Linked DNA regions of Mus musculus: region 1 is linked to region 2. A link is a loop called in an ENCODE intact Hi-C map of the cell type or tissue named here. Cell type or tissue: gastrocnemius. All regions are shown on one strand. Each heading gives the region's core, and the rest is flanking DNA. Links, peaks and the distances in the headings are about the cores only.

Region 1 (2,907 bases), core at 284-2,783, 110 kb after region 2:
TGCACCTGTGTATGAGCTCATTGTGGTGTGTGTGTGTGTGTGTGTGTGCGCGTGTGTGTGCGCGCGTGTGTGCGCGCGTGTGTGTGTTTATTTATACAGCTGACAGAAAAAGATATCTGCATATCTGCTGTCATAGTTTAGATAATTCTGAGCTATGTCCTTAGTCTGACCAGTATTAGGATGGGCGTTCAATAAACTATTCTTGCTTAACTAAGATCAGGGTTTGTATGGTTTGCGTGGTGATTCCTGGTTAGGGGACCATGGCAGGAACGGATTCTCTTCTGTGGTGGAAGTGCAGAGGCTGAGGCAGGACTGGGTCTCCTTGACTGTTGTCCACAGGGTGTGTCTTGGAGGCTGGAGTAGTTGGAACCTCAGTGAGTTCCCTGCCAGAGGCAAACGCCTCCTGAGTTTGACTCTACAGGAGTAGGCTGTCTCCTACTACATTTCCTTTTTCTGGTATGAGACAAGGTCTCTCTAGCTAGCTTGGCTGCACCAGAACTCACTATATAAACCAGGCTAGCCTTGAACCCTCAAATTTGACCACCTCTGACACCCAAGTGCTGGGATAAAAGGCATGTGCCAGCTTGCCCATCTTCTTGCTAGTCTTTTTTTATTTTATTTTTTATTAGATATTTTCTTTATATACATTTCAAATGCTATCCTGAAAGTTCCCTATACCCTCCCCCACCCTGCTTCCCTACCCACCCACTCCCGCATCTTGGCCCTGGCATTCCCCTGTACTTCTTGCTAGTCTTGAAGGCAGTTTTCCATTGGAGGACTCTGCTGATGAGAAGCCTATACACCTTGTTATAAAGAGCCAGTGTGCCCTGATTCTCTGGGTGTGTGCATGCAAATGAGGTGTAGAATGAAGCCAATCAGGACAGAGATGTCAAACCTGGAGAGACAAGGGCACATGCCAGGCTGCCAAAAGCCTTTCCAACCTGGTCAGTGGCTTGGTTGCTCTTCCCGCTAAAGCAATTGTAGGAAAAGGTACTCCACCATGGGAAGGGCACCACAAGACAGTTCACACTAGAGTTTGAAGTAGTTTCTGCTTCCCCCAGTCATGTTCTGGTTACCTTTGCATTGGTAACTGCTACAATGTTTTGCTCTTTGGAGCCGCTGCTTTCTGCTGATGTGCTGAGGCCATCTGAGCTTGGGTCATCATTGTGGCTTCAAACAGCTCCTATTGTGTTCAGGGTTTTGGGACCTAGTCTTTCCTTTGTTCCGGTTGCCACTTAGGATAACAGCCAGTGCCCCTCTTACCCCTATCAATGCTACCATGATATCAAAGTTTGACAAATTTGTCAGTTTTCATTGTGTGAAATATTAAATTCATAAACATAGATGCACACAATAGAAAAAATATTAGTGAACTGAAGTTTGCAGACCAATTTGTGTTAGGAATATAAGGATGGCTTGATATAACAAGTTAATAATATATACCAACTTATTAACAGATAAAAAGATGAAAAAAAATCTAGACAGTTCCCACATGGATACTTGAATAAAATCACTCAGGAAACTAGAAACAGAGGAGTACTTCCTTAAACTGGCAAATAGCTGGAGAGAGAGAGAGAGAGAGAGAGAGAGAGAGAGAGAGAGAGAGAGAGAGAGAGAGAGAGAGAGCACACTCTGTGATTTAGAACACTTGCTGCTCTGGCAGAATATTGGTGTTCAGTGTTTTGCACCCACATCAGGTGGCTCACAGCCTTATAACTCCAGGTCCAGGGGATCTGGCGCCCCCTTCTGTCCTTTGTAGGTACCTGCACTTGTGTGGATACAAGTACACAAACAAAAATAATTTTAATTTTTTAAAGAAGAAAACTTCCTGTTTCTTTATTGTTGCAGCACTCAGAAGAATGGCCCTCGCCCCTCACCTGGGCATTGTGGTAGAGCTGACCCTGGTGGCATGGGGGTAAGAGAACCTGCTCCAAGGGTGTGAGCTCAGGCCAGCTGGTCTTGTCCCACTGGAGACATGGTCAGGCCCCTCGCCTGGGCAAAAGGGAGAGCTGACCTTGGTGACTCCAGTGCAAGAAAGCTGGTGGCTGAACAACTCAGCTACCACTGGGGCCCAGGGCCCAGATCCAAGGCTCTGAGTTGGCCACCCCACATCTACCCCATCTATGAACTGTTGGAGTGGTGGCGATCCAAAGCTACAGGATCTCCATGATACAGGGCAACAGGCTATCCCAGAGGAGTTCCAGGGAAGATCCAGAATGGAGTAGCAGAATCCAGAGGACTCAAACCAGACTGATGACTCACTGCAATGATCATTTGCAAGTAAAGATGTTTGGGGGAAAGGGTGTGTTGTGTGATACACTGTAGCTTCCTTGTAGTGAGGGTTTTTTGTTTGTTTGTTTGTTTTTTTTTGTTTTTAATTTTTGTTTTCTTTTGGGGGAAGGTTGCAAGAGGATAGAATGGCTGAGATAGAGGAATGGGGAGATGAGTTGGATTGGGTGCATGATGTGAAGTTCACAATCAATAAAATTTTTTAAAAAAAATTAAACTAGTAAATGATACATTATCTATAAATGTTACACAAACAGGAAGGGTCTTAGACTAAACACTAAACATGGATAATCACAGAAAAGAGAACAACACTGATGTATAAATTTCAAGAAAGAGAAAAAATAGAACAATAAGTTAAAAACAAGAACAAATAAACAACAACATAAAAGCTAAAAGAAAACTTTCCACTGAGTGTCGGGGACACACACCTTTAATCCCAGCACTTAGGAAGCAGAGGCAGGCAGATCTCTGAGTTCAAGGCCAGCCTGGTCTACAGAGAGAGTTCCAGGATAGCTAGGGCTACACAGAGAAAACTTGACTCAAAAAAAGCAAAGTAGAAAAGAAGGCAGAGAAGGGGGACGATGAGGGGGATGGATAGGGGGGAAGAGAGAGAAGGAG
Region 2 (2,907 bases), core at 317-2,816:
TGGGACTACAGCTGCCATCCCCGCTCTGAACCTCAATCCGTGTCCCTGTGTATGGCTGGAGATGTGGCTCAGTTTGCAGAGTGCTTACTTAGCACCCCTGGAGTCCTGAGCTTGGTCCTCCGCATCACAGAACCTGGCAGTGATATCACAGAGGAGGAGGCAGGAGGGTCAGGAGATCAAGGTCACCCTTGACTATGTACCAAGCTCAAGGCCAGCCTGAGTTACATGAAATCCTGCCTAAAAAAAAGTTGGCCCCAAACCTGACTGATCCTCAAAGCTGTTTTGTTCCCTCACTGAGTCCTCTCTTCAGTCTGGGGATGGATGAATAGTATGAATTATCCCACTGACAAATGGGGAAACTGAGGACCAGAGAGACTAAGTAACTCTACTGAGGCAACACAGGACAGGGCAGGACCCCAGATCTGTTTGGCTGCTGTCCTCCGACAGCACTTCAATGGCAAGAGGCTACCTGTTCCTCAGCCTTTTAACTCCAGGCAATGAAGCTGCCGCTCCTACTGAGCTAGAACCGACAGGCCCTATGAAGCTGATCATGTGTCTCATGCCTCAGTTTGCCCCATTTTAGGAGCCAGGATTGTAAATCAGGGATGGCAACACCCCACCTCACAAGGTTGTTGTGACATCAGTGGGCTAACACACAGAAAACCTGGCACACAGTCGAATGTGGTGGCATGTCATCCAGCACTTACGAGGCTAAGCTAGGAGAACCTTGAGCTTGAGGGCTGCTTGGGCTACAAAATGAATCACGGACCAATCTCAAAAGCAAACAAGCAAGAAAAAGAACAATAAAAAACAAACAAGCAAACAAACAAACAAACAAACACAGGGGCATGGGAAGGACCAGGATGTTAGGTGAGTTATGTGTGAGTTACAAATTTTTCTTGTTTAACAGAGGGAAACTGACCGGGCTATGGTGGTGCATGCCTTTAATCCCAGCACTCGGGAGGTAGAGGCAGGCGGATTTCTGAGTTCGAGGCCAGCCTGGTCTACAAAGTGAGTTCCAGGACAGCCAGGGTTATACAGAGAAACCTTGTCTTGAAAAAACAAACAAACAAACAAACCAAAAAAAAAAAAAAAACAACAACAACAAAAAACAAAAAAAAAAAGAAAAGAAAAAAAAACATAAAAAACCAGACAGAGGGAATCTGTCTTAGTTTCTAAAAGGATGAAAACACCCAGTTATCCACAAATCCTTGAATTCCAACCTCCAAGGAGAGGACACAGAACAATACGGAGGGGCCCTGAGCCAACGTCCTGGGGCTGTAAGTTAGTCATGAGAACGACATTGAAGCTTTAGGACGAAGCTCGATAGATTTGATGTGGAAGAGAGAGGTGGCATTAGTGTTTGTATCCAGTCTTGGATTTCATAGAGTTAATTACAAGGGATCTTCTGGAGGAGGTCTGGCTTTGGGGCAGGGCAGCTGTCCTACCGATGGTGACCACCAGGGGGAGCAGCTGGCCTGGTGCTGGCCTGGTGGTGCTTTGGTGAGTGGGTGGACCACACCCTCCAAGAGAAGGGGCTGGCCAGGAACAGCTAGGATATCCCCCATCCCCCAGTGGCTTCTCCTCTTAGCCCTCCCATCTGCAGTCTGCAGAGCCATCTGGTCTCCACCCTGGGGACATCCTTCCCACTCTCCCCAACTGGGGTTGAGTGGGGACTCTGATGAGGGGGTTGGTTGGAAGTGCCTAGGGTGGCAGCCTTGGCAGCCCCGCCCCCTCAAAGGCCATTCAATTCTTTTCCTGGGCCTTTTCTTCTGATGGCCTCTGACCTCCTCCTTCCTACCCTTCTGCTAGGCACATCCCAGGCCACAGCAAGTGAGATCAGTGTGGGAGGACACCCAGAAAGTACTGGAAACTTGAAACAGGGAAGGGAAGTGAGAGTTAGGACAGTCAGACAGACAGACCATCACACACACACACACACACACACACACACACCCCAGAGACCTAAAGGTCAAACCAGAGAGACAAAGACAGAAAGGCAGAGATCACAGAGGATGGGAAATAGAATAATAGAAAGATAGGGAGAGAAAGATATTGATAGAAAATCGCACACTCCAGATACAGGAAGAGAGGCACAGGCTGGAGGAGGGAACAAGGCCAGCCAGCCACAGGACAGCCTGGTCAGTAGCAAGATCGAGAGGCATCCCACGGAGATGTAGTGATTTGGGTCTGGCAGTGTGGGGACAGAGGGAGCCTGGGCTGGGGCAGGGGCATGGGAGGGGCGGGCATCTTGTTGTTCCTGTTGGCTTGGGCTGGGGCAGGAGTGGCCTGGAGTCCCCCCAAAGGAAAGTGCCCTCCACACTGCTCCTGCTCCAAGGAGAACACCCTGTGTGAGGGCTCCCCCGAGCTGCCTGAGAGCTTCTCCACCACGCTCCTGTCACTGTGAGTGCCAGGCCCTATGTGGGCCGAAAGGGAGGGAGGAGACCTGAGACTCCAGGATTTGGGGTGGGGTGCCAAGGTCTCTCAGAATCTTGGACACCAAAGAATTCCAGCCTGTCTGAAAGATTTGGAAAGGTGCAGGTTGGGGGGGGGGTTCCCGAAGGCAAGGGGGAGCAGTGGCAGCACTTATCCAGGGGCTGGATGCTGCCAGGGACCTTGGCCACATGTGTAGGGGGGAATAGGAGACACCCCAGGCCAACATGGCAGGCCAAGGCCTCCAGAGCAGCCAAGGCCTCTGATTTGAGAGAGGAGAATTGGAATGTTTTTTTTTTTCTGCTCACTAATCTCTGATCGTGTCCCCAGCTCTCTCGTCAGGATGGGGGTCTCCCGGCTGAAGGCTGGCAGCTTCTTAAAGATGCCGTCATTGCACCTGCTGTGAGTGTGGCCTGGCTGGGCTCACAACACACTGCTTAAGAGAATAGGTTTTCTTGCCTGGGGATGGGAGGC

What was found. A loop is a pair of places that touch in the nucleus more often than their neighbours do. Peaks named below come from ENCODE experiments on the same cell type or tissue, not always from the same donor. Only the 100,000 strongest peaks of a DNase experiment are listed, where the experiment ranks them.
Region 1: it touches region 2 in a loop (3-fold over the local background); 10 of 42 quality-filtered maps call a loop at or near these places.

The regions. Positions count from the first base shown.
Region 1 is chr7:31,170,692-31,173,598 of GRCm38, forward strand. No RefSeq gene overlaps it. Among named protein-coding and RNA genes, the nearest start is that of Gm10640, 9.8 kb to the left of the region's middle. In gastrocnemius, for the core only: a CTCF peak has its summit at 1,746 (motif pointing left); a DNase peak (open chromatin) is centred at 1,823.
Region 2 is chr7:31,057,788-31,060,694 of GRCm38, forward strand. It overlaps Lgi4 (leucine-rich repeat LGI family, member 4), which reads left to right and starts at 2,148. Exons shown (of 9, transcript NM_144556.2): 1 at 2,148-2,403; 2 at 2,764-2,835. The coding sequence starts at 2,234. In gastrocnemius, for the core only: a CTCF peak has its summit at 1,456 (motif pointing right); DNase peaks (open chromatin) are centred at 1,504, 2,417 and 2,772; H3K4me3 peaks cover 1,276 bases; H3K27ac peaks cover 2,385 bases.